3 separate regions of the Homo sapiens genome follow, and all the other regions are linked to region 2. A link is a contact called in ENCODE Hi-C or POLR2A ChIA-PET data. All regions are on one chromosome and are shown on one strand. Each heading gives the region's core, a stretch centred on a gene start or an enhancer-like site at or near the end of the contact. The rest is flanking DNA. Distances are from core to core; before and after follow the strand shown. Region 1 has its middle 18 kb from the start of LINC02639. Region 2 overlaps LOC107984195 (a long non-coding RNA gene). Region 3 has its middle 5.1 kb from the start of LINC02639.

Region 1 (3,310 bases), core at 532-3,031, 210 kb before region 2:
CTTCTCCATGGACATTCAGCATATAGGATGTCACAGCAAGGAACACAACTGCAAGTTAGGAGCTGGCATTGAGTCAGGGCACGGAGCAGAGGCTGTATCTCGAGGAAAAACAGTCGGCGTGAAGTTGTGTGAAGGGGGCATAAAAGTGACTCAGAACTCCGTCTGATCGTGGAGGACTGAGAGGGCAAAAGTTCTTGCTTGGCGGGGCGTGGTGGCTGATGCCTGTAATACCAGCACTTTGGGAGGCCAGGGTGGGTGGATCACTTGAGCTCAGAAGTTCCAGATCAGCCCTGGAAAGTTGGTGAGACCCCATCTCTACAAAAATTAGCTGGGCGTGGTGGCATGTGCCTGTAGCCCCAGCTCCTAGGGAGGCTGAGGTGGGAGTATTGCCAGAGCCCAGAAGGTCACGGCTGCAGTAAGCCAAGATGGTGCCGCTGTACTCCAGTCCGGGTGACAGAGTGAGATCCTGTCTCCAAAAAAAAAAGATTAGAAAGTTATTGCTCAAGTGATATTTCCATGAAAGTACAACTTAGTGACAAATTACCCATTATTTGAACGCTACAACTTTCACAGAACAAGTTGGACAATGTGTATAGAAGCAAGTTTCTTAACAAACAAGCTATATTACTTAGGAGTAAGGAAGGGGAATGTGGCATCTCATTTCAGACTCTTAACTTCCTCTTTTGAGTCTGACACATCTTCTATATTTTCTTAAGGCCTCCCAGAAGCAAACAGGCAAGGCTGGAAAAAGGAAGTTAAATAGTGATTTGCTCAATTTGAAAGAAACATAACTTTTTCACATGATACCAAACGTTTCCCAAATGAAACACTCCCTACCCTGCCCCAGCATGCAACTTTCCAACTAAATCTGGCCCAAGTAAGTCGTCTCATCAGCTGGATTAAATATACTTTCTTCATCTTTGGCTGGGTCTTACCAAAATGAGTGATTCAACTTCTTAGGAGAGATTGCTGCAAGGGTTACACCAACAGATAAATATGGGAATTTCTTTCACACTTGCTCGTTTCAGACCAATAGCAGAGCTAGGTAAACAGTGATCTCATCTTCAGTCACACAGTTTTGCTGACATTACAAAGAAAGGTGTCAACACAGATTTAAGGTGGCTGTCAACTTACTGAGTCCATCATTTTGGCTTTTGAGTTTTTCACCATAGAGAGCTAACTGAGAAAAACGAAAAACTTTTTTTTCTACTTTTTTTTTAAACTAGAAAAGCAATGGCTGCTCCTTAAATATATGTAAAGAATAGAAAGAAGAGAGAAAGGTACTAATGTATCCCACCACCTATATGGAAACAGTATTCATATTTCTCCTTGATTCTGAAACATTTATGATCTTTGCAGGGAAATTTTTGGTATGTTTCAGGTAACTGTAGATGAGAGCTCTTTCTTTTCAATCAGTTCTGAGAACTTGATATCTTAAGTGGTTCTTTAAGTCCAAAATATTTCAGTTGAGTTAAACTTTAACCAACCTAGGTGATTAGTGTATATGCTCTAAAACCTTGCGGAACACTTTGTATCAACAAATAACACAAACCCTGAATTCCTGGAGCATGTATTATGTTTATATTCAAACATAACCCTGAAATGTGTTCTTACTCTAAGTATCTCAGACACATTCTTCTTATTTGAAAGCTTCGTGTATTACTCAACAACCTCTAACATATCTCAGCGATGTTAAAGACACATAGAGAAGAAATGACATCATGAAGCTGATTCTGTTCTTTCAGCTTTGTGTTTAGCTAATGCTGAACAGAGCGGTGAGTCATGCAGTCCTGTGACCAGCCAGGCGCTTTTCCAATCAGAGTCTGTTAAGATCTTTGACAACAGTACCTGTAGTTGTTTGAAGAGGAGGTTTCAGTAGTGACCTGTACCCTTGGTAATAACAGGCTTTATAGGTAACAAAATGTGTTCTCTGCCTACTGAATAACAAAACACCAATCATGAGATAACGCTTAGTAAAGCTGACTCATTTCCTCCTTTACAGATGAAAGGAGTTGTCCAAGAAATGACTATCTCAGAGGGAAATTTTCCTTCAGGTCATTACGTGAGTCTCTTTAAAGCATGGCGGACTGTAGCATTAGGTTTTCAGTTATTAGGTATATTAAAAAGTAAATTTTATTATGAAATAATATCATACATTTAAAGCCCGGTCCGGTTTTATCTTGAAATATGTGATAACTCCTGGTTTCAGATGCGATTCAGAAGAAATAGGTTGACTTGTATCATCAGGTGTCCAGAAGATTAAAATTTCTGTTTTATTAAAATGTGGAATTCACGTTTGTTTTCAGCCAAGCAAGGTTTGGTGATTCTGCAGCTGTCACCCTCAGCATCTCTGTAGGACAGCCTCTTGCCCCTCTTCACCCAGGTCTGCAGGAGGGTGGCAGCGTGGCTTGGGAAGGCTGGGTGGCGGGAGCTCAGAGGGGGTGCAGTGTTCCCACCACACAGCGGCGGCTCAACTGCCCAGGCTGTGGGGTTTCCAGCTGTGTCGTGTTGACTTGAACCGACTCAGCAGGCGGTGCCCTCCTGGAGCACCTGAAGCCTCCAGAGAAATATGATGGAAAACCAAGAGGCCTCCACCTCCCTGACTTGCTGCGACCTCCTGGGCTTTGCAGCCAGGCTGCTTTCGTGGATGCAGTCCTCGAAGCTAGTTTGGAAGACATTTATTTTTAAATATACAGGAAGCCAAATACGTTGAGAGAAAAGCCGCCTAATGCATTCCTCTGTTCATCTCCAAAGTCATAGCTGGTTTTCTAGACCCGATTTTCATCAGACTTTCCAAAGACAGAAAGAGTCTCCTCTACATAGGGCTTCCTTCTTTGCCTTCATCTGTAATGCGAGCCTTGCCCTAGGTTGCCTCTCTCTCTCCTTGCTCCGCCTGCTTCGGAATTCTCCTGTCATTTCAACAGTGGTACCAAGCTTTTTGTTGTTAGGAAATCACAAATTCTGAAACACACTCAACTGAGCAGATTTAAAAATAACCTAGGCTTCTCTACTATTTGGGTAAGGCCACTTGCTTGTTTGGGGTTGCTAATGGGAATAAGAGACTATGTGTGATTACCTCTAGAGCCTGCTTGTTTGCTCTGAGGAAAGTTTTATTGAAGAGCCACAGGCTGCGTTCCAGAACACTGGCCAAACACTTTGCACATGTGTGCTGTTGGGTCCTAGCACCGTCCACTCCACTCCTGGGAAAGGAATATGCCCTGGGGACGGAGATCTCCTTGCAGAATGCCTGTGTGGGCTGCATCTAATAAGGTTTTTTAGGAGTGGTTATGGCCCCCTGTTGGGTTCCTAA
Region 2 (2,974 bases), core at 153-2,652:
CATGAGCACCACGGTAGAGTTGCCACACAGAGTCTTAGTGTAAAATACCATGAGTTTATTTGACAAAAGGTAGCCCCAAGAAAATGTTTCAAGCAGGATAACATAAGTGCAGAGTCTGTGTTTATGGATCTTTAACCCAAACTTTCCCACCTGAATGTGATTCCTGGATAAACCCGAGACGCGAGTGTGAGTTAGGCTGGTTTTAGTGAACTATAAATACGAACAGTTTTCATTTTTATTAAGCATGCAACATTGTATTATTTAATATCACCTTAATTTGAACTTTGGAAGCTTTGATGATTGCACCCTATATTCCTAGTCAGCATTAATAGAGTAATACTATTTTTTTCCCCTAATTTCTTTGGTGATGGGACCGCCTATATTTACATTGCTGGACTGAGTAAAGGAATGTGGCTAAGAATACTGGCCTACAACTAATGAGAGGTGATATTGTTTAATGATCTAGGAGTTTTGGATTGAGAAAAACCCAGATTCAAGCTCAAGACCTAGAATCCAGATCAAATTCTGCTACTTACTAACTACATGAACTTTAATAAACATTTTTCTTTAATGCCTCTGAAAATAAGACTTATCAGATGCAGTAGTTCATACCTGTAGCCCCAGCATTTTGGGAGGTCAAGGCTGGAGGATCAAAGCCAGGAGTTTGAGATCAGGAGTTTGAGGGCAACATAGTGAGACCCTGTCTCTTACAAAAAGACTAATAAAGAGACCCACCTCACTGGTGGTTTGTGTTTGAGACAATGGAAGGAGCAATGAACGCTGGATCAAGAGGAAAACACGACAACACGACGTTGACTGATGCACAACATTCATTGCCAGAGAGAACAGAACGTTTTGGGATTATGAGCAAAACAAGCACACTGCTTCTAAGATGACACACCAACAGTGGTTTATGCCATCTTTTCATCATTGTGACAAATGCCACTTCATTTAGCATTTTCTTGTGTTCACTATGAATACTACTCAATATTTTAGTAGACCAAGGACCCCAGATATTCATGCTCCCAGCCATGATGTCAGCTCCCTTCTTCTGGGCAGTTGTCCCCAGAGCACCCCACCTACCACCAGCGGCCCTGGGGCTCTCAGAGATGCTCACAGCAAGTGTCTGCCCGGTATCTGATAAACAAGTTAAGTGGGATCTGTCAGGGAGGTATCTGGAGAGAGGTGGAGTGGGGCAGGGGACATGCATATTTACTCCCTTCAAGCACCAATCCATGTAGCTCACAGAAAGCAAACTCAGAGTGCTTAAAGCAAAAAGGGGCCCCTGTCCTGTCTGATCCTGCCCTGCACAGTCTTTGAGTTTATAGCAGCAGCTCCAGGCAGATAGTGGGCTGAGCACAGTCCCTGGAGATGAGGCCCTTTTGAGAAATTACCTCTGTCCCCAAGAGTGACTCCTGTTTCTCAGTTGGTAGCTGATTCATCTGAGACCATCTCATTGCAGAATTGACTTAGTAGCAAAGTCCTGTCTGAGAACACAGGCTTCTGGGGGAGAGGCCTCCAAGCCAAGTGACTCCTCAAATAGGACATGAGTTGCATAGGTTCTCTGAGCTCCTGTTTTCTTGTCCATGAGCTGAAGACAGTAAAGGAAATGGCAGGGTTTCCACGAGGAGTGAAGGAGCCCAAGGAGGGGGTCACAGGTGTTGCTGTGTAGGAGTTTATTCCCTGCCTTGCCTAGGAATTTATTCCTGTAAATCCATTTCCTTACTCACTTTTAAAATTCACCATTTCTTCATATGCTTGTCACTGTTACTACATTTGGGTCACTCTTCTGTGGCCCTCGAGGACTTTGGGGACACTCGGGTTTCCTCTGATATTTCATGCCATGACTCACCTATGTGCATGTCAACGGCCCACCCAGCACCCTACCTTCAAAATTTATGAATTTCCTCCACGCCCACAACTTTAACCTTTGTTTCACTTCTAGAATCCACTCAAGGGACAGGCCCTGGCCCTCCCCTTTACCAGTAACTCCTGTCTTTCTCTATCTCAGAAGTTCCTTTTTCTTGGGACACATGCCTGAGCCCCTTCTCCCTGCCAGTGTCCTCACCCTGGCAGAGCACATTGCTCCTTTTCACTGTGCAGCCAGTCTTTAGGTCACCCGGCTCCTCCTCATTCATCAGCCCCCTCTTGTCTTGCTTCCCTCATTCTAGTTCTGGACATACGATTCTATTTAAAAATCCACTCCCACTATCCCTTTCAATATTCTCACTCAACGAATGTTTACTGAATGATAACACCCTTCCAAATAACCTCTTCCACTTCCTTCTCTCTCACCCTCATATCCACTTAGAGAGTTTCCTCTCTTTAGCTTAGTCACTCATGACCCACTCATATTTTATGACATCTAAAGCAATATCAGTAACAAAATGCACCATGGCATTATGCACCACAGAGAAAGCAAACATGCTGCCAATTAAAGTAGAAAAAAGCCATCAATCGTAAGATGCATTCTGCTTTCAAAGCTGTTAAAATATGAAAATATATGCATCCTATAATATACAAAGTAATGGCATTTTTTAGATCCCTGCAAAGATACTTCCTAATCTTCTTTTCTCTCTGATATTAAATTTCATGAAAGAGACTGAGCTGTGAAGCCCTGACTCTTACTTCCCAGAGAGTCTTTATTCTACTACCATTTGGATCCCTCTTCTAATAAAACTGCTCTCTTAAAAATCGTGAGTCACGTCACAATTGCCAGCCCTGAGGCAGTGTCTAAGGCTGTCCTTCCCAGGGCCACAGCCTGAGCTGACGCTGCTGGCTGTCTTTCCTTCCTACAATGCTGCCCTTCATTCTGAGGATACATCTTCTGCTTATTGTCACACGTTGGTTAATCCTTCTCAGTTTTCAGACTAACGACTGCTTACCTGCATTATTTCTTCATGGTCCCATCTTCTATCCTTGCGATCTGTAGTTCCTCTTTTTGAAACCTCCCAAATCAGACTTTTTGCCCTCA
Region 3 (2,897 bases), core at 301-2,800, 240 kb before region 2:
GTCTGCATGCCTGTCCACATAGAGGCAGGCGTCAGGGCCGCAGGTGCTGCCGTATGGACATATGTTAACTTACGCTAACTTGCCTTTAGGACTCATCTTTGCTGTTATTTGCTTACGACAGAGCTGCTTCTATAATTATGACAGGATTCCCTGCCTTAGGAAAGGTGAGTCTGAGAGAGGAGAGAATCTGGAGTTATGCTGGCTCAATGAACACTCTTCATCTGATTCTTGAATTCCTTGCTCTTCATTCCTGACCAGGCTTATCTTCTGTTGGGAAATTCCAGCAACAGGGACCTTGTTTCAGAGCTACCGGACTGTAACATCTGGTAGCGATCCCTGAAAGAGTAATCGGGAGAAGCACTGGTTGGAGGGTTGAGGAGGGGGAACTCAACACCCCACCTCCAACCCCCAAAAGAAACCTCTGTGTGTGTGTTCCTGTATGTACGCGTGCGTGTGTTCCTGTATGTACGCGCACGTGCGTTCCTGTATGTACGCGCGCGTGTGTTCCTGTATGTACGCGTGTGTGTTCCTGTATGTACGCGCGTGTGTGTTCCTGTATGTACATGTGTGTGTCTGTGGTCTCCGAGCGTGTCTGTGTGCTTCTGTGTCTCCATGTGTATATTTAGGTGTGTGTGACCCTGTGTATGTCTGCACTTGCACCTGTGCCCGTGTTCGCGTATGCTTCTGGGGGTGTGTATGTGCTCGTGTGCATGTGTGTATTCATGTCTGTGTGTACAGTACATGTGTGTCTGTGTGTGCTGGGTGTGTATGTGTGTATATGTACTGCTGTGTGTCTCTGTGTGTATGTTCATGTATATATGTGTGCATGTGTCTGTGTGTATGGCTGTGCATGAGCTTATGTGTGCGTGTCTTTGTGAGTGTGTAAGTGTATAGACGTGTGTCCATGTGTATGTATAAGGGTGTGTATATGTGTATCTGTGTGACTATGCATCTGCGTGTGCACATATGTGTCTGTGTGTCTGTGTGTGCATGTGTCTGTATACATGTGCATGGCCATATGTGTATCTGTGTATATTTGTGCCTGTATGTGTAGGTGTGTGTCTGTGTGAGACTCTGTGTGGGTACCTGTGTCTCTGTGTGTGTGTGACTGTGTGGGTCACTGTGTGTGTGCATGGGGTGAGGGAGGAAGTAGAAGAAGGAGGCATTTTCCCTGGAAACATGCAAACGTCCCGCCGTGGGGCACGAGCTCTCTGAGTTCTTGGAATGATTCTGACGTCCATCGTAGCAGATAAGTGAAGTTGTCCTCATCCGGAAATAGAGAGAGAGGGATTGCTTTGACATAAAGCTACACCACTTTGTGTATAATGTAATGAATGAATTCATAAACATTAACAAAAACCTGTTTTAAAGGAACTTATAAAACAATGACTAGGCAAAGATCTGTAGAATGCTGTTCATGCCAGAACTCGATGTTAAAATAACAGACATCGCTTAAGAAACTTGGTATGTAAGGAAACTTCTCGGCACCCACCCCCTCGTTTCTGAAAAATTACTAGTGAGTCTTTTGACCTTTCATTTAGTCACGTGAAGTTTTCATGGGTAATTCTTTCTTTCCCTTTAAACTACAATCAGAATCGAAACTGAAACTAAGAAAAGCTCAAGGACGTCAGTATTTGTCTTTTAAGCTGTTAACAAAAATAATAAAACTCTGAAGACTGTTGTCAAAAAACACAATGGTGGTATGATGAAGAAAAGATTATATATGCAAAAACAGACATCAAACCTTAGTTTAGTTTCTAGTAATATAAAATACAAAAAACATATAGAGAGATTTTTAAAGGGGGGTTGGCATTCCCGTATTCACACTGTAGGTCTAAGGAACATGAATGTATTTTGAAAGAATGTCAGAATGACTTAGATATGAAGGAGACACCCACCTCTATATATTCCTAGCCCCTAAGTACCATATTTAGAAAGTAGTTAAATTCTACTGCATTTGTCTGGGAACTTCAATAGAAAAGACCCATACAAACAAAACCGTATTCTCTTCTCAAAAAACAAAACAAGAAAGTACAAGAGCTTCCCATGAGGGTGTCTTTCAGTGCCTGAACTTGGTGTTTGATAGGACCAGGACATGTGGAAGCTTCTGGAAGGCCTGTCCTGTTGCACTCACTCCCTCTGCACTTCCTGGGCACTGTCTGGGGTCTCTGTGCCTGTGTCCCTGTGGACTGAGAGCTGGGCTGAGGAGGCTGTTTCCTGACAATGCTTAGGATGCCTCAGTCTCCAAGGAGAGGCTCTTCCTGAGCTTGTAGCTCAAAGATTATCTTGCTACCTGGCACTTGAGCATGGGGGGACCGACTTTGCTTCCATCCTCCCAGGCAGGTTGCCCGACCTTCCTTTGTGCCACCACAGAACTCCACATTCATCCCTAATTTGGATGTGAAAACTGCCCAGCAGGGGAATGAGCCGCCCCAGGCTGAGGGCCTTGTGATTTATCTCTGTGTTCCCAGTGCCTAAAGCAGGACCAGGCACAAAAGGGGCTCAAGTTGGTGTTGATGTGAAAGAGCCCATGAATTCATGCTTGTCCTATGAGCCAAGCCCAGGAGTTTGGTGCTGGAGTTACGTGGCCCACTGGGCCGTGTTTTCCTGTGCCTTGGGGGCTGCGTATCGAAGCCCTTGCACTTCTGGGGAGAATATCCTTCTAAGGCCATTCTCAAAGTTGAGTGCCCTCTGCAGGGGGTGTGGTGGGGGAGGCAGCGGTGGAGAAAATGAACCGGGGACCCTCCCTATCTTATCCCTCTCTTAGACACTCAAAATGCCCCTGGCATATTTTAGGGCTCTAAGAATTCACGAAAGTCTGCTAAACATTATTTCAGTTAGTATTTCCCATATTAATTGACCATATAGAACTGTTTAAAAAATAGACCTCTTGGCTG

Evidence for each region. A loop is a pair of places that touch in the nucleus more often than their neighbours do. ChIA-PET counts read pairs that join two places held with the same protein, here RNA polymerase II (POLR2A). Pooled maps may share reads with other maps.
Region 1: a pooled map shows a loop between it and region 2 (2.1-fold over the local background). The contact joins two enhancer-like sites. A Hi-C loop is called at or near these places in 1 of 168 maps with a recorded cell type or tissue (sigmoid colon) and 8 of 50 pooled maps. POLR2A ChIA-PET finds 5 or more read pairs at or near these places in 6 of 52 experiments (BJ, CD4-positive, alpha-beta memory T cell, HEK293T and 3 more).
Region 3: a pooled map shows a loop between it and region 2 (4-fold over the local background). The contact joins two enhancer-like sites. A Hi-C loop is called at or near these places in 2 of 168 maps with a recorded cell type or tissue (heart left ventricle and naive thymus-derived CD4-positive, alpha-beta T cell) and 8 of 50 pooled maps. POLR2A ChIA-PET finds 5 or more read pairs at or near these places in 6 of 52 experiments (CD4-positive, alpha-beta memory T cell, H1, MCF 10A and 3 more).

The regions. Positions count from the first base shown.
Region 1 is chr10:3,850,715-3,854,024 of GRCh38, forward strand. No RefSeq gene overlaps it. Among named protein-coding and RNA genes, the nearest start is that of LINC02639, 18 kb to the left of the region's middle. RefSeq lists enhancers at 453-809, 1,518-2,717. Within about 2 kb of position 1,782, at least 37 of the 41 ENCODE cell types and tissues checked have a DNase peak (open chromatin) inside an H3K27ac peak, as active enhancers do.
Region 2 is chr10:4,065,754-4,068,727 of GRCh38, forward strand. All of the region lies in intron 4 of LOC107984195 (a long non-coding RNA gene), which reads left to right. Among named protein-coding and RNA genes, the nearest start is that of MIR6078, 76 kb to the left of the region's middle. Within about 2 kb of position 1,403, at least 6 of the 41 ENCODE cell types and tissues checked have a DNase peak (open chromatin) inside an H3K27ac peak, as active enhancers do.
Region 3 is chr10:3,827,446-3,830,342 of GRCh38, forward strand. No RefSeq gene overlaps it. Among named protein-coding and RNA genes, the nearest start is that of LINC02639, 5.1 kb to the right of the region's middle. RefSeq lists enhancers at 1,965-2,553, 2,554-2,897. Within about 2 kb of position 1,551, at least 17 of the 41 ENCODE cell types and tissues checked have a DNase peak (open chromatin) inside an H3K27ac peak, as active enhancers do.